Regions from separate parts of the Homo sapiens genome. Here region 2 is linked to region 1. A link is a loop called in an ENCODE intact Hi-C map of the cell type or tissue named here. Cell type or tissue: endothelial cell of umbilical vein. All regions are shown on one strand. Each heading gives the region's core, and the rest is flanking DNA. Links, peaks and the distances in the headings are about the cores only.

Region 1 (11,078 bases), core at 2,640-7,639:
GGTGGAGGTTGTAGTGAGCTGAGATTGTGCTACTGCCCTCCAGCCTGGACAACAGAGTGAGACTCTGTCTCAAACAAACAAAGAAATAAACAACCTTATTTAATATGCATGGTTAATTCATCAACGCTGAACTCAGAGTCAACAGCACTGCAACTCGTGCCTGAATGAAGCTTCTCCATAGGCACATCACAGCCATCTTGCGTTTAGGCTCACCAGACAGCATGTTAGCACAGCATTTGTGGGCCATACTAAACAGCAAAATCAACAAAAAGCACAGAAATGTACAAATGCAGCACTCATAGACTAGGACAAGGATTCTTGTTAAGAGTATGGGAGCTGAAATGAGGGGGGAGTGTCGCTCATTCAACCTCAGCTGGGAACGTGCACGTTGGGTGACGCAAATTTTTCACCGCTCTGCACGTGCCCATGTCCGAAAATGCCCACAAAAGTGCTTCGAGTATCGCTTTTGAGTTACAAATAAATTTTAGCAAGTAGGCAAATTCGCAAACATGAAATCTATGAATAATGAGGATTGACTGGCTGGGTGCGGTCCGCCTGTAATCCCAGCATTTTGGCAGGCCGAGGCAGATGGATCACCTGAGGTTAGGAGTTCAAGACCAGCCTGGCTGGTGAACCTCCGTTTCTACTAATAATACAAAAATTAGCCAGGCATGGTGGTGCATGCCTGTAATTCCAGCTACGCGGGAGGCTGAGGGAGAAGAATCACTTGAATCTGCGAGGCGGAGATTGTAGTGAGCTGAGGTTGTGCTTTGCACTCCAGCCTGGTCAACAAGAGTGAAACTCTGTCTGTCTCAAAAAAAAAAGGGGGGGGGGGGGGAAGAATTGACTGTACCATATCTAAATGTATGTGCGTTTGTGTGTCTGTACACACACACACACAGTTACGCACCACCTAACGTTTTCCAATGACAGACCACATATACAACAGTGGTTCCGTAAGATTATAACACAGTATTTTTACAAAACCTTTTCTATGTAACACAATGGTGAGTATTTGTATATTCTAGTCAAATACTCACCATTGTGTTACAATTGCCTACAGTATTCAGTACAGTAACACAGTGTACAGGTTTGTAGCCCAGGAGCCGTGAGCTATACCACAGAGCCTAGGTGTGTAGTAGACTATACCATCTAGGTTTGTGTAAGTACACACTGTGATATTCACGTGATGAAACTGCCTAGCAACACATTTCTCAGAACTATCCCTGTTGTTAAATGACACATGACCAAGCATATATATGTCAGTGGTTCGCTTTGGGGTGGTATGAATATGGGGGACTTTAAAAATTCTGTTCTTGATGCTTGTATATTCCAGATTTTTTACACTTTATTTTCTTTTACAATCAGAAAAAAAGATGTCGCTTTCTAGGAGCACTGAAAGAAACCTGTCTGTGGGGCACTTTCTTGTCTTGAACCCCAGGCCAGCATCTTCTCCGTTACCCTGGCTCAGTCCTAGGGCCACCAAGGAGCCCCTGCCGGGTGCCAGCCCAGCCGATGGCACAGGGATGCCCAGAGTGGGGGTGGGAGAACACTGGCTCACCGGCCGGGAAGCCAGCAGATGGGCCCCAACCCGGAACTTACTATGGGAGTGAGGTTAAGTCCTTGACCTCTTACAGCCTCTCTGTTATCTGAAAAATAGAGATAAGGTCCATCCTACCTTGCAAGCTAAGCTCTCCAGAAATGGAGAGATCTCTAGAAAGGAATCCATGTTGGTTGGTTGGAATCTCTGCTCATGGTGGGACTTGAGGGCAAATGTTCACTGAATGTTGCCCAACCCTTCACCTCCTCGCGGGGTCTAACTCCAGTCTAAGGGGATGGGGACTCCCAGTGTCCAGAGGGCCCCCATTAAGCATGCAAGAATTTGGGCACCATTTCCAAGCAGTAACAGCCAAGGGGTCAGCTCTTCCATGAATAAAGTGCTAACAATCAATAGCAGAGTAGACTAACTATAGTTAACAACAGTGTATTGTGTATTTCAAAATGGCTAGAAGAGAGGACTTGAAATGCTCTCAACACATAGAAATGACAAATATTTGAGGGGACGGATACCCCAAATGCCCTGACTTGATCATTACACCCTCTATGCATGCAACAAAATATCATAAATGTCCCATGAAAATGGACAAATATTATGTATCAATAAAATATAAAAAGATTTAAGCCAGTATCAAGCTTAGAGGCTCTTGACAAACAACAGGGCCAGGCTATAAACAGGCCAAGATACCTCTGCAAGCCCCCGGCACCCCTGGGTTAGCTGACATCCTCATCCTTGCCGACCCACTGGCCCAGATCTCTGCAAGGGGCTGTAGCTCTTAGAAAGGCCCCAGAACTCCATCGATACGCTGTCCCCAGGGTCGGATGATGTGAAACAGCTGCCGCCCTGCTTCCCCTGCCTCCGGAGCTCTGTGAGCTCCCAAGTGTTCACCATGTGAACTGGAAAACAAGGTAAAAAGTTTTTGCCCTGCTAGTAAAATCTCTGAGGCATGGGGGAATGTCCTCCAGTCTTACTTTCCTTTACAAATCTATTTGGTGGGGTTTTTAGGGTTGTCAAAGAATCCAGCTGAAATTCCTGGCTGGCATTAATTACAAGGGCTGGGGCTGCCGCACTGGTCCCATGACAAAGTTATTACATTTTGGTCCTGGGATGCAATGGCCAATGGTTTTTTTTTTTTTTTTTTTCAGACAGAGTCTCGTTCTCTTGCCCAGGATGGAGTGCAGTGGCACGATCTCGGCTCATTGCAACCTCCACCTCCCAGGTTCAAGTGATTCTCATGCCTCAGTCTCCCAAGTAGCTGGGATTACAGGCATGCACCACCATGCCCAGCTAATTTTTTGTATTTTTGGTAGAGATGGGGTTTCGCCATGTTGCTCAGGCTGGTCTCAAACTTCTGAGCTCAGGCAATCCACCCTCCTTGGCTTCCCAAAGTGCTGGGATTACAGACGTGAGCCACCACACACAGCAGGTCTCCTTTCTTAAAGAAGGCACAGAAGACCTCAGAACAGGCGACACTAGCCAGGAAGAACTTAACACATTGATTTTTCTCTTTCTTTTGAATTTCATTTCCTTCTATTTTTAGCAAGTGCTACTACTGGTTTTCCCCAGGTATAGTAGACAGCTAAAATTTCCATTTAAAAGTAATTTAAGTAAAAATGTGAGTCAATTTGAAGAATACTGTATTAGGAATATATACTGTAGGGAGTTTGTGGATATGTCAAAAATTATGATGGTGCTGGTAAGATTGAGAATGAGGATGGTCCTGTGTTAGTGGAATTCCTTGCCATTCTCACTGTATCTGGAGGTATTTGTTTGTTTGTTTGTTTGAGACAGGGTCTTGCTCCCTCTGTCATCCAGGTTGGAGTACAGTGGTGTAATCACAGCAGCCTCGAATTCCCAGGCTCAAACAATTCTCCAGCCTCAGCCTCCTGAGTAGGTGGAATTACAGGCATGCACCACCATGCCTGGCTAATAAACAAATTTTTTTGTAGAGATGGGATCTCAGTATGCTGACCAGCATGGTCTGGAACTCCTGGCCTCAAGCGATCTACCTGCCTCGGCCTCCCAAAGTGCTGGAATTATAGGTGCGAGCCATCACGCACAGCCAAGTTTTGTTTTTTTATAGATCAACAGCTATAACCTTTCTGAAGTCAGAGCCCTCTCCTGGCTCTGCAAGCCTGGTGGATAGCCAGGAACAAATTGGGTGACTGAAGACAACATCTCAAGAGAAGGCACAAATGGGGCCGGGGCTGTTTCCTTGCAGGGGCTGTGAGAAAGCAGCATCCGCAAGACAGAACCCTGTGGTCCATTAGCAATGTCTGCCAGGGGCAGGGGCTGAGGGCTAGTGAGATGGGCGCTACCTACTTGGCATCCCTGGTCTAGATCAATCCCTCCATTTTACAAATGAAGATAGGGAGGTGCTGGCCAAGAGGTGCAGTGACTTGCTTAGGGTTACACTCTCAGCTGTGGACTCTTTCTGCTTCCATGACAGTGTCTGAATTTCCTTGCAGGTTCCTTGTGCCCCTATGGGCCTCTTACATAAGAGACTTGCCCAGAGAGCTTTAATCTGGAGGGCTCTTAGAAGTGACTCAGGCCAGCAGTGAAACTGGCCTCCAAGAAGCCCCAGGATCCTGGAGAGGCCCCGTGGGTGGGCTTTTGGGCCATCCACCCCAGTTTCCATAGCGCAGTGCCACTTTTGGCTCTTCTGTGTATGCTACAGGGTATAACCCAGCAGCCTGCAGCCAAATCATCACCAGAACTGCCTCTATACAGGGCCCGGGCTCCTTCACCGGCCACAGCCCTATTCTGCCTGCTTCAGGCAGACAACAAAGGGTTCCAGGCCTTTAAAACATTTGAAAACCCTCTTCTAGACTATCCTTTGTTCTATAGTTAGGGACATGAGGCCAGAGGGGAAAGGGACTTGCCCAAGGTCCTGTAGCCAGCAGGGAGGAAAGCTGGAACCAGAAGCCAGGGCTACCATCGGGAGGTGCTGAGAATGCGGGCCCTCTGCTCCAGACTGCTGTTTCTCATACCTACGAAACAGTAGAAGCCTGTGGAGATGAAGGGAGCAAATATGCTGTCTCTCATGCAGTGCACGGAGGGGCTAGGGCTTCCGCTCACAGGCTACACAGCTTCTGCAGCGGGTCATCAGGCTGTGATTGCTAAAGCCGTCCTGCTCTACAGCCAGAGCAAGCTTAAATGCCAAAGCACATGCAGCTCTGGGCTCGAGGAGTAGTGCTGGCTTCAAGATCCAGGTGAATTCATTTCCTGTAGAGAAGGGTTCAGGACTATGTCCGAAGGTCCCTAGGAATCCACAGACCCCAGTTTCAGAAGGCAGCTAGCTGTTAAGAAGGGGGTTGGATTCCCTCCATCAAGCTCCCACACTGGCTGGGTTCCCAGGTGGCAGATCCTGGGAAGAGCTTGGGAGTTAGTGACTGGCTGGGTTGCAGATGGCTTGCTCTGGGAATATGCTGTCTTGGTCACACAGGCCCAAGGTGGATAAGTATGGTCCTCGTGGGTGCTGGGGAAGGGAAAGCAACAAGGGCAAGGGAGAGATGGAGAGCGAGGAGAGGGCAGGGCGGTCGGATGGAGCTCCACGGGCTTGACTAATGGGAAACCCGACTCTGCCACGCTTCGTGGAGACCCTGGGTTCCCTTTGGTTCTGATCTGTTGACTGTCCCCAGCTTTGTGTCCAACATCTGGCCTATATAGGTCAGCACCTCCAACCTCTTTTTGGAACTGCAGCACCCAAAGTTTGTTTGATTTCCCAACACCCCAGGGCAGCATCACCACCAGAAGTGCTGAAGGGGGAGAGGAGGAAACCGAGGCACAGAGCCATGCTGCGCCTGAGGTCGAGAGGCTGGGAAGTGGGTGACATGAGATCCAATCCCAGCCCTGCCAGCCTCCAAAGCCTCTTCACTTTCTTCTCCCAGCATCCCAAGGCCTTGGGTCTCCTGGCCCCAGGCCAGAGCTTTCCGGTCCCCACGTCAGCGCCAGGAATCACCAAGCTCAGGCTCTGCAGCAAGTGACACACTGGAGGTGGCAGGCTGCCAATATTTTTTTCCCCCAATTTTTTCAATTAAGTGAATGCTTGGATTAGGGCCAAAATACAAGTGCTTGTGGTGTCTTGCGTCAGATGAGACACTTAGGGCTGTGTTCCTACTGCACTCTGTCCACAGGGCACGCAGCGAAGGCTCAGGTGGCTGGTTGAGCTGAGGGCTCCGCTTATCCCTGTGTGCAGAGGTGTGCCAAATGGGGAAATGGCGGCAGGAGTAGGGGGAGAGGAGTAGCCTCCAAAGTGGGAATCTGATCTCTCTCCCCCTGCCTCAAACTCTTCAGCTCATTCATTCATTCATTTGGCATATACACAGAGACCTACTGTGCACCAAGCTCTGCTCGAAGGGCCTCAATCGAGAAAGAAAACACACCACACAGGCACAACGTGGGGCTTAGGGGCCTGTGCAGTCTGCCCCTCCTCTGCTCCAGCCTGGCTGGCTTTCTCTTGCCTCCAGGACTCAATGCCTGCCACTGCCTCTGGCGGGAACATTTCCTCTCCCTGCCCTGCTCAGCTCCTCTTCATTTCTCCAGCATCAGCCTAGAAGTCACCTCTCCTTGGAAGCCTTCCTGGACACCCCAAGTCTCAGTCTAGCTCCCACTCTCTGAGTTCCCACAGGGCTAGGGCCACCCTCTCTCAGAACCTGTTCCTCTAGGGGTGCTGGTCTCTTTGCATTACTGCACCCCCACTGCCCTGGGGGCCCTTGGGGCAGGGCCGGGTTTGTCTATTCACCATGGTCCCCCCAGTGCCTGGCGACAATGAGCTCTCAGGAAATGCCCGGTAAAAGAGACAAAAAGCCGAAACAGGGCCACACAGTCAAAAACCAAGGTGACCTCACTCAAGGCTCTCTGTGTCCAGAGAGTAACAATGCTCGTGAAATAGCTGAATGAACAGCTCTATTGCCAAGGGTACCAGAAACAGAGCTGGCTTTGTCACAGAGGGAATGCAGGCATGGGACCCAACCCAAAAAGGGAAGTCCACGTTCCACCCCAGAGTTTCTCTGAAGAGGTAATGGCAAAAAACAGAATACCCAGGAGTGATTTAAACTCCAGGGGGAATGCCTCATCCCACTGTATGTCAGAGACAGTAAAGCTGAGGGAATTCTTTGAGGTGTTGGAACTGTTCTGTAGTGGAGGTTACAGGAACCTGCACATCATAACATGCTACACCAAAAAACAAAATTTTACTGCGTTACACCACAAAAGGGAATTTTACAGCATCCACGTAAAGTAAAAAATTAAAAATAACAATCATGCTTTAATGTCATTAAAAAAAAAAAAAAGATGGCAGGGTGTGGTGGTTCATGCCTGTAATCCCAGCACTTTGGGAGGCCAAGGCGGGCAGATCACCTGAGGTCGGGAGTTCGAGACCAGCCTGACCAATGTGGTGAAACCCCGTCTCTACTAAAAATACAAAAATTAGCCGGCCTGTGGTGGTGCGCACCTGTAGTCCCAGCTACTCAGGAGGCTAAGGTGGGAGAATCACTTGAACCCTGGAGGTGGAGGCTGCAGTGAGGCAAGATCACGCCACTGCACTCCAGCCTGGGCCACAGAAACAGAAAAAACAGAAAAAAAAAAAAGAAAAAAAAAAAACAAAAACAAAAACAAAACAAAAAAAAAACCCCAAAAAAAAACCACAGGCATCGGCTTTAGAATACCTGACTATGAATCCTGCCTCTATAGCCTGATGCTGCTGTGACTTTGCAAATCACCTCACAGCTCTGAGTTTCCATTTCTTCACACCTGGAAAATGGAGAGAACAGTACCTACTTTATAGGGTTGGCTGAGGGCTAAAGGCGCTAATGCATGTCAGGTGCTTGGCACACCATCTGGTCACAGACAGCTTCCAGGGCCATCACTAATAACCCATTATGGAGATTAGACACTGGAGGCCCCAACCGAGTAGCCATCTTCCTTGGGCCAACTCAAATCTTGCAAAGTGAGATATGTTAAGAGGAAAAGTCGGGAATGTCAAGCTGTAAAAACCAGGTATGTGTGTGCGTGCGTGCGCGCACGCGCGCGCACACACACACACACACACACACACACACACACACACACAGCTGCCCACCCTCTGGGCTCCCCTAACTCATGGAATCTTATCCAGCGGCATGGGCAGCAGGAACTATTTCCAGGGTTGGCCAGGCCAGGCATCTCCACTCTTGCCGACGACTGAGACACTGGGCTGGTGGAAACACTCGCTGCTCCAGGCGTGCAGCTCCAGCCCAGGCCTCTGGCTGCCAGCTCACGCACTGCTACTCACACACATCTGGCCCGAGGCGGCGTGGGGAACTTTCCAATGGCAAGCAGAGGTGCTGGCAGCTGGAGCCCAGGCTCAGCCGGAACCAACCTGAAGGCTGGCTTTCTAGGAAAGTCTCCAGGGCAAGCACTTAGGGCTTGTTGAGATCTCCAAGGCTGCCAGGCCTCAGAGGAGCCTGGGCAATGAAGGAAACAGACCTGGGTGAAAGATTTCAAGTGAGGGCCTCTCTCGTGTTGACAGAGCTGTCCAGAGTGAATGGAGCCGCCAACAAGAGCACCCACTACGCGCAAGGCAGTAGCATCAAAGCTGTCTTCAAGGAGCACGCGGTCGAGATGGCAAAGTAGCAATCCTGCACGTCCTCCTACACAATCACCCGCCTGGGTTTCTGCCACTCCACCCTGCATCCCCCAGGTCTGACCTCCTGCCTCCAGCAGCCATTTTGGCCCTGCCTCGATGGGGCTGTGGGCAAGGGTGAGACCTGGGGATGCTGTGCCTGGATCAGGAGTCTAGGTGTCGGGACTTGCATTTAACGAGCGGGCAGGAGAGCTCAGGAAGAACATCCCCAAAGTGCAGAAGGAGAATTGACACATGTCATCCTCTCACCTTTCAGCCCCACAACCAAAGCCAAAAATGTCAGAGCAGAAAACTGCAGAAGTCAAGACAGTTCAAACCCGAGCTCCCACTTAGGGCTGGAAACTGGGGCTCTGACTGGCTGCATCATGGGGAATCTCAGTAGGGAGCCACCAGGTCCCGGGCCGAGGCGTCCTAGAGAATGTCCAGGGCTCTTCCAGCTGCGAGGCAAGGCCATGCCACACGCAAAAGGAAACCAAGTCTCAAGACAGCAATGGTGGAAGCGACAGACTCTGAACTGGACAGACCTGGGTTCAATCCCAACTACAAGACTTAAGTGGGGGTCCTAGAGAAGCTAGTTAGGAGGCTCAGTTTTCCCATCTGTAAAAGGGGGGTGCTAAGAACCTGTCTCTTGGGGGCTGCTGTGAAGTATAAATGGGATTGTGCCTGTAACACCCCTGGTACAGTGGTGGCTTATAACCCCCTTCCACGTAAGCAAGAGTGAGCTCCACAGGCCCAAATCAATCCTAAAACATTACGATGAACCAAGTGAAATTGCCATTTTTATAGGTTAAATATTGACAATTTCATATGGTTCAACCTAACAGCATCCCAGGGGCTAGAGGATCTCATTTGTGTCCACTAAACTAGACTAAGAGTTAGTACTCTTCACTTCAGTATCAGGCACAGCAATGACCCTCCTTCCCCCTCATTTAGAGACGAAGAAGATACCGAGGTTCTGAGAGGTTAAGTAACGTGGCCCAAATCATATAACTGGAAAGTGACAAAGCCAGGGTTTGTACTCGGGCCTGGCTGCCTCCAAAGCCTGCAGCTTAAACACGATGACACACTGACTGCTCGGCCTGGGGCCAGCAGGGCGTTATCACATGTGATTGTGTCTCAGCACCAAGGACGTCAGTGGCCGTTGCCTTAGAATCATGGGACCTTGGGACTGCGAGGGTACAAGCAGTTAATGGCTTTGTTCAAGAAACACACTTGGGCTGGGCATTTATTCTAGGCCAGGCCCTGAAGACAAAATGGGGGGTTCACACCCTAGACGATGATGAACTCAATGTGTACGTGTCATGATAGGATTGGTCCACTGGGGCCTCAACGTCAAAGCTGGGTACCCTGGTGAGGTAACGGAAGGGTTGCCGAGAAACAGGCCAACTAGGCTGGTCTAGGATACCTTCTTGACAATGCCCCAACCGAATCCAGCCTCATCCTCCCTTCCCGCTGAGCTTGGGGTCAGGACAAGGAGAAGAGAACTAGATAGGAATGTAAAGGGAGTATGCTCTCAGACCCTGGGGACAGCCACCTTTTAGGGGTGTCATAGGGGAGGAGAAGGGATTCCTCCATGAAATCACATGTGGTTTCTGAAGGCCAGATTCTGTGGGTACCCTTGGCCACTCCTGGACCCCTCCCTTGTTGGGCTCCTAATCTGCCAGAGACTAATCCCTGCCCCTGTCCCTATGTGAGCCCTATGTGGACTTCTTTGCCATCCTACACTGTCCTCTCTCCTGTAGAGAAAACTTGGGTAGTAAATAAAATGTAGACAATTTACCGTAATCACTAACAACATTTAAGAGTCTAGAATGTGCTTAATGTGCTCTATCTTAGCAATCCTATGAGGTCACACTACCCTATCATTTCCGTTCTGCAGTGGAGAAAGGTAAGGCCCAAGGAGGTTGGGTAACTTGTTCAACCTAGGAATCAAACAGGCTGACTGCACGGTCAGAGGTCTTAAAAACTGTCCATGTTTCCACCATCAGAGATGATGCTTTGGGCATGCTTCTTCTCAGACCCTTTTCCTATGCATAGAAATATTTTTCAAAATTATGATCACACTATATATATGATTTGGTTTTTTTCATTTGCATGAGATGGCGGTCATTTCTCCACTTCATCAAACATCCTTTGGACAAACCACTTTTAAAGATGCCTTTATAGTTCATTGTAAGGCTATATATATCATTTATTTAATCATGCCTCCAGTGATAAACATTTAGGCTACTTTGAACATTGTTTAAATTACCATACTGCTGAATATCCAAATATATAAATCTTTGGGAGAAAACAGCTACAAATTTTAAGGAGTACATCCTTAATTAGAGTCTGTTTCTTAATATGTGGTCATTCCAGATGGCCCGTGTCACATCATTTGAGGTTGCTTACTCAAAATGCACATCACTAGTCAGATAAATGATGATGATGATGATGGTAAAGATAATAATAACAGGTAATTTATTCAGCACTTCTACATGCCAGGAAGGGCTCTAAACCCTCTACATGAATAATCCACAGTGGATACTCTTGTTAGCCTCATTCTGTAGAAGAGGAAACTGAAGCACGGAGAGGTTCAGTCACTGACTCAAGATCACACATGGCAGAGCCAGGTCCAGCCCATGCCATCTGGCTCCCAAGTTCCACCTCTTCCACCCAGAGGGGTCTTTCATCTTTTTTTGGAGCCATGAATCTCTTTGGCATCTGAGGAAACCCACGGACCCCTTCTCAGAATGATTTAAAATGAGTAAAACACATAGATCCCAAATGAAACTAATGATACTGAATTATAGTTATCAAAATGTTTCAAAAAACAAAATTATGACTATATGTACGTTTTTATTAAAACCACAAATAACAGAACCTCGTGGTGGGTCTAATGACACCGTAACTTGG
Region 2 (11,078 bases), core at 2,122-7,121, 82 kb before region 1:
ATGTCCCACCCAGCCAGCAGGGCACCAGCCTGGGCTCTGAATCTCTGTGCTTTGCTGCCTCTTCCCAGCAGCCCCAGCTCTGGGGCCAAAGCCTGGCATAGACAGATGGAGATCTGTTCACGCTGATGAACGTGGAGATTAAACATGCTTTCATATGGGATTAGCAGGTTGAGGGCTGGGTCCAGGGCTCGCCAAGTGGCAGCTGGCCATCACTAAACCGCAGAGTGATCGAGACCCTGACAGAGCAGCTCAGTGTCCTCCCAAAAGGGACTTCAATGAGTGTCATCATCTCTTAATCCTCTGCAGGAGACATTCAGTTTTTGAGATAGGGTCTCCCTGTCACCCAGGCCAGAGTGCAGTGGTTCGATCATAGCTCACTGCAGCCTTGAACTCCTGGGCTCAAGCGATTCTCCCAACTCAGTCTCCTACGTAGCTGGAATTACAGGTACACACCACCATGCCCAGCTATTTATTATTTCTTGTAGAGATGGGGTGTTGCTATGTTGCTCAGGCTGGTCTTGAGCTCCTAGACTCAAGTGATCTTCCTGTCTCGGCCTCCCAAAGTGTTGGGATTACAGGTGTGAGCCACCACGCTTGGCCAGAATTCAGTTTAACAGCAATGACCAGAGGGGCCAATCTAGACCAGGGGTGTGCTGCAGTCAGTCACACCAGCTGTGACAGCCAGTTGGGCACATCTCTCCCAATCTCTACATTTAGTGACATCACACTGATAGCTTGAAATTGACCATGGTGGCAGTATTTGCACCATGGCAACTGGCAAACACTGTAACTCAGAGTATTTTTCCTTGGAGAGCTGGTTGTTAAACATTTACCAGAACCCAAAAAAACAGGTGGCCAGACCTTTGGGGAAAGTTGAACAGACCCAATGGCAGGGCTGAATCTCTTGTCAAGAATTAATTTAAGAACTAAATAGCATTGGGTTTTAATGCAAAAAAAAAAAGGTCTCTCTTGACTGGAAGCAAATTTAAAAGGAGGTAGAAATCTGCAGTTTAGTGTCTATCAATCTTAAAATATGCTCTGAGAGGGAATATCCTAATTAGAAAGTGCCAGGCTGTATATAACCCACACGCTCAGTTTGACATAGTTCATTGTTTGGGGACACAGAGCCATAAGATGGGAGGCGATGTGCAGTGCTGACTGGGCTCTGGGGTGAGAAGGGAATGGGCTGAAATCCTGACTGTCACTTTCTAGCATCAGTCAGATCTTGAGATGACTGCAGCCCTTACTGACATCCTAACTATAACCTCGGGAGAGACCTTGAGTCTAATTAAGCCACTGCTGAATTCCAGAGCCACTAACTTTTGGGACAATTTATTATGCAGCAAGATAACATACTATTCAATATATGTTTGTTATCCTTTTTTAAAAAGTTTAAAAAAACTAATGTCTTTAAATTTTAGAGACAGGGTCTTGTTGTGCTGCCTAGGCTGGAGTGGCACCATCATAGCTCATCGCAGCCTCAAACTCTTGGGCTCGAGTGATCCTCCTGCCTCAGCCTCCTGGGTAGCTGGGACTACAGGCGTGCATCACCATGCCTGGCTAATTTAAAAGATTTTTATGTAGAGATGGGATCATGCTATGTTGCCCGGGCTGGTCTTGAATTCCTGGCCTCAAGTGATCCTCCTGCCTTACCTCCTCAAGTACTGGGATTACAGGCATGAGCCACCGTGCCAGGCCCATGCCTGCTATTTGATATGGTTTGGCTGTGTCCCCATCGACATCTTGACTTGAATTGTATCTCCCAGAATTCCCACATGTTGTGGGAGGGACTCAGGCGGAGGTAACTGAATCATGGGGGCCAGTCTTTCCCATGCTATTCTCGTGATAGTGAATAAGTCTCACAAGATCTGATGGATTTATCAGGGGTTTCCACTTTTGCTTCTTCCTCATTTTCTCTTGCCGATGCTATGTAAGAAATGCTTTTCACCTCCCGCCATGATTCTGAGGCCTCCCCAGCCATGTGGAACTGTAAATCCAGTTAAACCTCTTTTTCTTCCCAGTCTGGGGTATATCTTTATCGGCAGCATGAAAATAGACTAATACACTATTACTATCATTATCCGTTTTCAAATTTAGGTTCTGAGATCTCCCTCAGGAAGCCTTCCTGACCCCCAGGCTGAGGAGCCCCTCTTCTGTGTACCAAAGTCCCCATGCATCCCTCCAACATGGCCAACCCTCTGCTCTATCACCGTTTATGAGTTTGTCTTCTGTACCAGGTGGTGTGAGCTATTGTATCTTGCTCACTGTTGACTCCTCAGCTCCCAGAACAGGGCTGGGCCCAACAGAGATTCTTGGTGTGCGTTTGTTGAATGAATGAATGAATGCAGTGCTACATGCTCAGCCTCCTGGAAATGGCCCGAATGTCCCGCCACACATCACAGCGCAGACACTAGATTGCAGGGACCTCGGCTTCCTCTCTTGCCCTAATTTCCCATGGTCACATCCTGCCTATTGGGGGTGATCAAGGAGGGGTTCCCAGGACTTTCATTACTAAAACCAGGCAAGGCAGGACGAGCTGGCCACCCTGCCTGCCTGGGAGGCTCTGATATCATCACATAGGTGAAAGGGCTGTGAAAGGTGTTTGGAATGCAGACGCCCTGCTTTTACCATTGGACTTTGAGAGACGAGGGCAGATTATCAGCCTAGGACGAATTACAGTCCATGAGTGTTTATGCACCATCTTGTTCTCAGAATGGGGCGGGAGGGGGCTGTCACTCACATGGGGCAGCTTTGGCCTCCAACTCCTCATTATGAGAAACATCTGGAGGTGGAAACCAGCCTTGCTTAATGGGGTTGCTGCTATCTGTGGTTCAGTGTGTTTGGAGAAAGTTTTGCTTATCATGGACTTTTAGGGAAGGATATGGGTAGGGAGGGAGGCCACACAACACAGAGGAGAAGTATCCTTTTATGGTTCAGGCGGAAACTTCGCCCAGATGCAATCACTTACCGACCTCTGTGAGGCCAGAGTCCCTGTGACCCCAAACCCACCCAGCGTGACCCCAAACCCACCCAGCAACCGTGGGGGGCAGCGGCTGGTACCTGATCTTCCACCAGCCTTCCAGGTTTTTCTGGATGACCTCCACCACAGCCCCTCTCTCCAGGTTCATTTCATCCTGGTCCCGAGCTGTGTACGGGTAGATGACTGTGTACTTCTCCTCTGTGGGGACAAAAGGAAGCTGGGGTCAGAAGAGGACACCAAGAGGCTTGGGATGCCGTAATCCCCGTGATGCCCTTGCCCGTCGGAGGGAGGATTTCCTTCAGAGATTTCTGGGCACCCCCCCTGGCCCTGACCTAGCCCTGGACAGCCCTGTGCAAGCAGCAACAGAACACAGGACAAAGGGTAGATCTCGATCCCTCTGAAACTCCTCAGCGCCACACACTCAGCCTCACCTGCTTCAATCTGTGCTTCGAGTTCACCTTCCTTGACCACCTTATACAGTACTTCCATGCATGGCATTCTCATGCCCCTTATCCCGGTTTATTGCCCCCCACCCATACTAGGAATTACCTTGTAACACGACATGTATTTGGCTTATTTATTGTGTTTCGTTCAGTGTGTGTCTGTTTCCTCTGCTGGAATATGAGCTCCAGGAAGGCAGTTCTTTGTCTGTCTTGTTCATTCCTGTGTCTTCAGCACTGGGCATGGTGCTTGGAATGTTTAGCAAATCAGTCAATATGCAGTAAATGAGCAAGACCTGAAGGCTGGGTGGGAGCCACCTTGCTCACACAGAGGAGGTTAAGCTGTCTGTGGCTCCTTACTAGCTCTTGCAGGTGGAGAGTTCAGGGAGAAGCTGAACTTTGGCAGTGGAGGGTTTCAGGCTGAAATCACTACTGCGGACACGGTGCACAATTTTCATTACCTTGCCGGCAGCTGATCTTCACTTTTTATTAATCATGTTCAAGTCTTTGAATCCAACCATGCTCGAAGCTTCAACTTTCATTCGTGTGACTGGGATGTCTTCTACCACACTCTCTGCGGTCCCCCGACCCCTGAAACTGTGGGACCATCCTTATGGCCTCACCCTCCTCCCTGAGAGCTGCCCCCAGCTGCGTCCCTCCCACAGTAGCCCTGGAGGGCCTGGGCTCGGCAGGGCGGGTTGCTCATCGCTGCACTCTGGCAGGGTGTCCCACAGAGCTAGAACAGCTCCCACCCCCAGTGTTATCTGCTCTGGCAGCTGAAATGGAGAAAAATGGATGTGTGTCTCAAGGGAGCCCAGCAAGGAGAGGAGAGGGCTCTCCTGTTTTGGTTACATTTCCGCCCCTGGTTGAGTGCCTGAGCCAGCTGTGGCCTGGTGTCATGGTTAATATGCTGCTGCAGTCGCTATCTCTTTGGGAAAATACCACATGCCGTCCGCGGCCTGCCCAGCTGGTGCAGAGGGAGGCGGAAAACACACAGGGCGTTTATTTATTTATTGATCTAGCCTGCTGACCTGCTCGGCGGGGGCCGAGCTGACTCAAGCTGCACATATCCTGTGCTCAGCACAGTCCGCCGTTCCCCTCCTTCACGGAAGCTGCAGGCTAGGCTGCTGGGCTGGGAGGGGTGGAGGGAAGAATCCAACCCCAGATGCACAGAAGTTCTGTTTGGTCCAGGTGGGAAAGGGTGCCACCCGGGTCCCAGAAAGAGTGCAGTCAGTTCTCTGAGCCTGGACTCCTGGGGTCCTGCATCCTTCAGCTGAGTTGCATGGATGGATTTTCTTTTCTTTTTTTTTTTTTTTAGACGGATTCTCGCTCTGTCGCCCAGGCTGGAGTGCAGTGGCGCGATCTCCACTCACTGCAAACTCCGCCTCCCGGGTTCACGCCATTCTCCTGCCTCAGCCTCCCGAGTAGCTGGGACTACAGGTGCCCGCCACCACGCCCGGCTAATTTTTTGTATTTTTAGTAGAGACGGGGTTTCACCGTGTTAGCCGGGATGGTCTCGATCTCCTGACCTCGTGATCCGCCCGCCTCGGCCTCCCAACGTGCTGGGACTATAGGTGTGAGCCAGCGCGCCCAGCCATGGATGGATTTTCTATCACCCGAGTCCCTCTCTGGCATCCATGGATTGCTCAGTGATTGCACACACAGCAGAGGGTGGAAGACCCTGTAGACTGCAGGCCTGCGGGGGCTTCCTCCCGAGCGTGCATTTGCCCTTCCTCTGGTGGTGCTACCAGCCTTTGTCCCCATGGCTTAGGTGAGGCCAAGCTCACCACCTCCTGGAGGGAAGGAGTAGGTGTCGGACCCTGGCCTGGCCAAAGTGTTGCAACTCCCGCCCACCGTGACTGGTTTTATGGATGGCAAGTGACCCTACTGGGTCAGCTGGAAACAATCCTAGGACTTGTGTTAAAGGAGAAGCTCTTTCTTTGGTGATGTCCCTTAAAGGTACTTGAAACTGCTGTCATCATGAGAGAATGGTGCCAACAAGCAGAGAGGTGGTGAGAGAGTCCCAGATCCTGATGACAGTTTCAAACCCCCAGATCCAGCTCTGCTTGAAGCTAGCCCTACCCTGGGCTTTTAGTGATATAAGTCAATACACTTCCCCTTTTGCTTAACCCGGTTTACATGGATTTCTTTCCCTTGCAACTCAAATGAGCCTGAATGAAGGAACAGGTCACTGGTTCAGCCTTATAGAAACCCACAGGCATCATTTTTAACCTGAGAAACTTTAAATCCCCAAGGCCAAGAAATACCCAAGGCTCACTCCTCCCAAACCCACATGCCAACAACATACATGTCACACAAGACAGACGACATCACTGTTTCTCACATGCAACAGGCACGGGTGGTCCCAGAGCAGGGAGGCTCATGCAGGTGCAGGGACCTGGGTCCAAACACCAAACGGGGAAGAAAACTCCGAGGTAGGCACCTTGACGCCAGCTGATGGCATACAAGTCCCCCAGAGTCCGGCGGCGGCCCACCGGCCGGGGCAGAGACCAATACCTCCATGAGACTGGATAGGCAGCATGTGGGAGGAAGGGCAGAGGGCAGAGGTGAGAAGAAAGCACCACAATGTGTACAGGCAAAGGTGGCACCAAGCACATGTCCCCATCCAGGAGAGCATTACCTCTGAGTCTAATCCAAGCCCCAGGCATCTTAGGGAGACCAAGTTCCTGAGTATTAACCGTGAACTTGGGTGAAGAGGCTTCTAGTAGACATAATTCCATTCCTAGCATGATTATAAAGAGGTGTTAGGCTGAGGTGGGAGGATCACTTGAGCCCAGGAATTCAAGGCTGCAGTGAGCCGTGTTCATGCCACTGCACTCCAGCCTGAGTAACAGAGTGAGACCCCATCTCAAAAAAAAAAAAAAAAAAAAAAAGGGCCAGGCGCAGTGCTCATGCCTGTAATCCCAGCATTTTGAGAGGCCAAGGTGGGCAGATCACTTGAGGTCAGGAGTTCGAGATCAGCCTGGCCAACATGGCGAAACCCCGTTTCTACTAAAAATACGAAAACTAGCTGGGCGTGGTGGTGCATGCCTGTAATCTCAGCTACTCGAGAGGCTGAGGCAGGAGAATCACTTGAACCCAGGAGGCGGAGGTCGCAGTGAGCCGAGATCATGCCACTGTACTCCAGCCTGGGAGACAGAGCAAGACTCTGTCTCAAAAAAAAAAAAGAAAGTACTACCTGTGGTCGAGGGAAGAAAATAAATGTACAAACTCAGGAAAATGTGGTCTCGCTCCCATCTTCTAGCTGTGTGACCCTGGGCAAGTCTCCCGACCTCTCAGACCCTGTTTCCTCATCTGTAAAATGGGGACAGCAATGAGTGCCTGACAGAGGCGCTCTCACGGTGGTCATCATTCACCGTCTCAAGGGCTCTAGTTTCCATGCACTACATCACGACCCCTTAATCTGAGTTGATTCTGATGGTAACCCTGTGTTACCCCCCACAGTGCCTGGCGGGCCTCACAAACACAGAGCAAACCAACAGATGTTTTACTGAGGGGCGTTAGCTGTAATACAACTGAATGCAAAAACCATATGTCAATGCTTTGCTAACCTTTGGGCACAGAAATTTCCCCCTTCTCCTCATCCTCTTTTCTAATAAAGATATGCTTTATGTGGCTCCATGCTTTCTCTTAACAGTCAACTAAAAGCCAAACAAACTCAACTCTAGGTCAGGTATTGCTGATACAATAATAACTGTTACTGGTCATTTATTGTTCTAGGTTCTTTGCATGTGGATCTCATTTAATTTTTTCAAAAGTCCTATGATATAGATATCATTGTTTCCATTTTTAGATGAGAGGCTGAGGCTTAGAGAGGTTAAATTACTGGCCCAAGGCCACTCAACCAGGAAGTGGTACAGCTGAGATTAAAATTCAGGTGTGTCTGATTCCTAAGCCCCTGCTGATGAGTGAAGTGAACTCACTAACTGCCCTAGTTTTAGGAATGTTTCTAGCGGGGAAAGGGAGTTGGCTGGGACTTAGCATTTCTGGCATGGCAGGAGTCACCATTCAGGACATGCATAGGGAAGGTTCTCTGGGAAACAACGGAAGTGTGTCTGTGGGTGAGTGGAGGGGGACCCCTGGTCAGGACCACTTAAACCCACAGAGAAGGCAGAGGTTTTTAAACAGATGGGGTCAAATGTCTTGCAAATGAGCTGAAGCAGTTCCAGCACCTTGGCCGCCAGAATAATTCGAGGGAGGAATAGTGAACTGTTTTTGGCGATCAGGCTGGGGCCCTCCTGGGGTCCCATGAAAGGGTTAGGGCTCGAGCTCTGGCCAGGCTCACATAGGTTGCTACCAAAGGCCCCTAAGAGAGGGCGGGCTTGCCCCTCAGCTCTAATACCATGGCCTGGTTTCTGGTTCACAGGCCATGGAGCCTCAGCCAGTGAGCTGCTGAGACGCAGAGGCAGAGGCCAAAAGAAGAGATTGGATGAAAAGGCAACCCAGTATAGGCGATGACTGCACAGGTCCTCCCCAGTGAGCAGAGGCTCGAGCTCCTCCCTACCTTCTTCAGGCTGCAGAGAAAACTCATCCTGCACCCCATCCTGGCCTTCGAGGCACGTTGCAGGGACCCAGCCTTGCTCCTCGGCAGTGCTGACGAACCACCAACCTGGGGAAGCAAGAGTGCAGAATGATGTTAGTTGCATCAAGCATGAGGCCGGGGGTCAGAACATAATAATCTATTCAGCCACTGTACCAGTGAATGCACAGGGTAAGGCTAAAGTTACCATTTTATTGGTAGAACACAACTACCAATGTTACCTGCTAACTGCTAAAAGCAGGTCCAGAAACTTGCTCCTGAGCCTGGGACAGGGAAGAGTAAAGTCATCCTAAATGACAACAATAAAGAGGCAGGGCACGGTGGCTCATGCCTGTAATCCCAGCACTTTGGATGGATTGCTTGAGTTCAGGAGTTCAAGACCAGCTTGGACAACATGACAAAACCCTGTCTGTACGAAAAATTTAAAAATTAGCCAGGCATGGTGGTGCATGCTTGTAGTCCCAGCTACTCGGGAGGCTGAGTTGGGAGGATCACCTGAGCCCAGGAGGTCAAGGCTGCAGTGAGCTATGATTGTGCCACTGCACTCCAGCCCGGGCGACAGAGTGAGACCCCCATCTCAAAAAAAAAAAAAAAAAAAAGTATAAAGAACGTTCACCTTCACTAAGATGTGTGATGCACCCATCATTTCACTTGCATTAAATACAATCTTCACATTATCATCCCAACTGCACACATGAGGAAACTGAGGCTCAAAGAGGCAAACCGACTTGTCCAAGTTCACGTGGCTGCGGTAGAGCTGTGACGTGTGCACGGGGCTGTTTGACTGTAAAGGCCTAGATGCAGATTTAGCATCTGCTTCAGAGGCCTCTCACCCCGGCTCAGACATTCCCCAATGAGAAAGGCCTGCATGGGGCCTGTGGGAGGGAGAATAATGACCCCCTCCCCACAAAGATGTCTGTGTTCGAATCCCTCAAACCTGTAAATATATGAAGTTACGTGGCACTAGGGAATTAAGGTTGCTAATCTGCTGACCTTAAAATAGGGAGTTTATCCCAGATTCTCTGGGTGGGCCTAATGTAATCCCAGGGGTCCTTAATATGCAAGAAGGAGGCAGAAGTCATGGGGAGATGTGGCTGTTGAGGAAAGACACAGAGAGGTGCAACATTGCTGGCGCTGAAGAAGGAAGAAAGGGCCATGAGCCAAGGCGGCTTCCAGGATCTGGAAAAGGCAAGGAAACAGATCCTATTCGGAACCTAAAGAAAGCAATGGGGCCCTGTCGATCCCTTGATTTTAGGCCAGTGAGACCATGCTGAACTTCTGACCCACAGACTATTAGATAATAAATATGTGCTGTCGGCCGGGCGTGGTGGCTCATGCATGGTGGGTCTACGATTTTCTAAATATTTGTATTTGTAAATATTTGTATGAAGATAAGGAAACTGTCATAACACAATGATAGCAATGGCAACAGTGATGTGTCAGATACTGTCCCAAGTGCTGCACGTCCACTCCTAGCTTGCTAGATCCTCACCACAGCCTTATGAGGTGTGTATTATTATTGCTGCCATTTTACAGATGGGGAAGCCGAGGCTCAGCAACTCTCTCAAAGTCACAAAGATAGAAAGCAGCAGTGCCAGGATTCAAACCAAGGCGGTCTCTGAGCTCTTAACCATTTTCACTAATGCCTCACACACTGCTGGAGGGAGGATAAATCAAAACAGCCACTGTTTTGGAAGCAGACAAGTTGGTGGTATCTTAAAATTTAAAATATGTGTGTCCTGGCTAGGTACAGTGGCTCACGCCTGCAATCCCAGCAGTTTGGGAGGCTGAGGCGAGTGGATCACCTGAGGTCAGTAGTTCGAGACCAGCCTGACCAATATGGTGAAACCCTGTCTCTACTAAAAATACAAAACTTGACCAGGCATGGTGGCATGTGCCTGTAGTCCCAGCTGCTTGGGAGGCTGAGACAGGAGAATCACTTGAACCCGGGAGGTGGAGGCTGCAGTGAGCCAAGATCGTGCCACTGCATGCCAGCCGGGGCAACAGAGTGAGTCTCCGTCTCCAAAAAAACTAAATAAGTAAAAAAAGATATGTGTATCTTAGGGTCCAGCTGTTTCACTTGTTGGAATCTAACCTAAAGAAACACTGACGTGCACACAGACATGTTCACACTGGAGTACGAATATGAATATATGAACATGGCTCACTCGGGCACTGAATACTACGCAGATGTGAAAAAGTATCAGAGGAGCTAGATAGTAACTAAAAAAAGTTGCAGATCAAAATGTATACAATGACACCATTGGGTTTTTAAAAAACCCACAAAAATACATATATATACATACAAAATATGATGTGTTTGTATATGTACAAGTATATATGTATGAATGAGTACCTGTGTATGTGTGAGTGTATATGTTCACACGTACACACACGCACACATACACACATGTGTATATAACATTTTCAAGAAAGATTCATACCTAATGGATAGAAGGGCTATCTAGGGTTCAGAAAGGGGGTTAGGGTTGAAGCTGGTAGAAAAAATAGATTTTAGTTTCATCATTAATCTTCTAAGAATAATGTATCCACGTATTACTTGGATAAGTACAATATAATTAAAAATAAATGTCATCAGTGTGTTGGCTACTTGAAGATGTACCCACTCACCCTCTCCCTTCTTCTTGCTGCCCTCTGGACATACCAACACTCTTCCTGGCCCCCACACTTCTTCCCAGTCACCCAAGCTTCCTGACTTCCTGCAAGCTGGGGGCCCAGGGCAGTGGGTGCTCCTGTCTTTACGTCCCCATGGTTGTGTCCTAGCCACATCATACAATCTGCACACACTCATTCTCAGGAACTGGAAAGTCACATGGCCTTAGGGGCTGCTGGAGTTGGTTTCGAATTCTGGCTCTGCAGGCTGTTGTGAGATGTGGGGTGAGTGACTGAGTTATTTGGAGTCATGGTTGCATCAGCTGTGAAGCAGGGATGGCAACTCCTATGTTGAGTAACCAAGGAAGTTTGGCTGGCTGGCGCTGGTCTCGTGACTAATGCCACCACCATCCAGATGATGTTAGAAACATCATCTTTCTCCTCTTCTTTGGACCTCAACTCGCCATTGGGCTGTCACAGAGAC

Evidence for each region. Peaks named below come from ENCODE experiments on the same cell type or tissue, not always from the same donor. Only the 100,000 strongest peaks of a DNase experiment are listed, where the experiment ranks them.
Region 2: it touches region 1 in a loop (5-fold over the local background); 2 of 110 quality-filtered maps call a loop at or near these places.

Annotation. Positions count from the first base shown.
Region 1 is chr5:172,432,102-172,443,179 of GRCh38, forward strand. The region is part of intron 1 of SH3PXD2B (SH3 and PX domains 2B); the gene reads right to left. Among named protein-coding and RNA genes, the nearest start is that of SH3PXD2B, 17 kb to the right of the region's middle. RefSeq lists a silencer at 242-499. In endothelial cell of umbilical vein, for the core only: no CTCF peak of the experiment used is centred there; a DNase peak (open chromatin) is centred at 5,560; H3K27ac peaks cover 1,072 bases.
Region 2 is chr5:172,350,828-172,361,905 of GRCh38, forward strand. SH3PXD2B (SH3 and PX domains 2B) reads right to left here. Exons shown (of 13, transcript NM_001017995.3): 8 at 7,946-8,050; 9 at 3,061-3,178. Among named protein-coding and RNA genes, the nearest start is that of UBTD2, 73 kb to the left of the region's middle. RefSeq lists enhancers at 10,587-11,078, 10,773-11,002. In endothelial cell of umbilical vein, for the core only: no CTCF peak of the experiment used is centred there; a DNase peak (open chromatin) is centred at 4,354.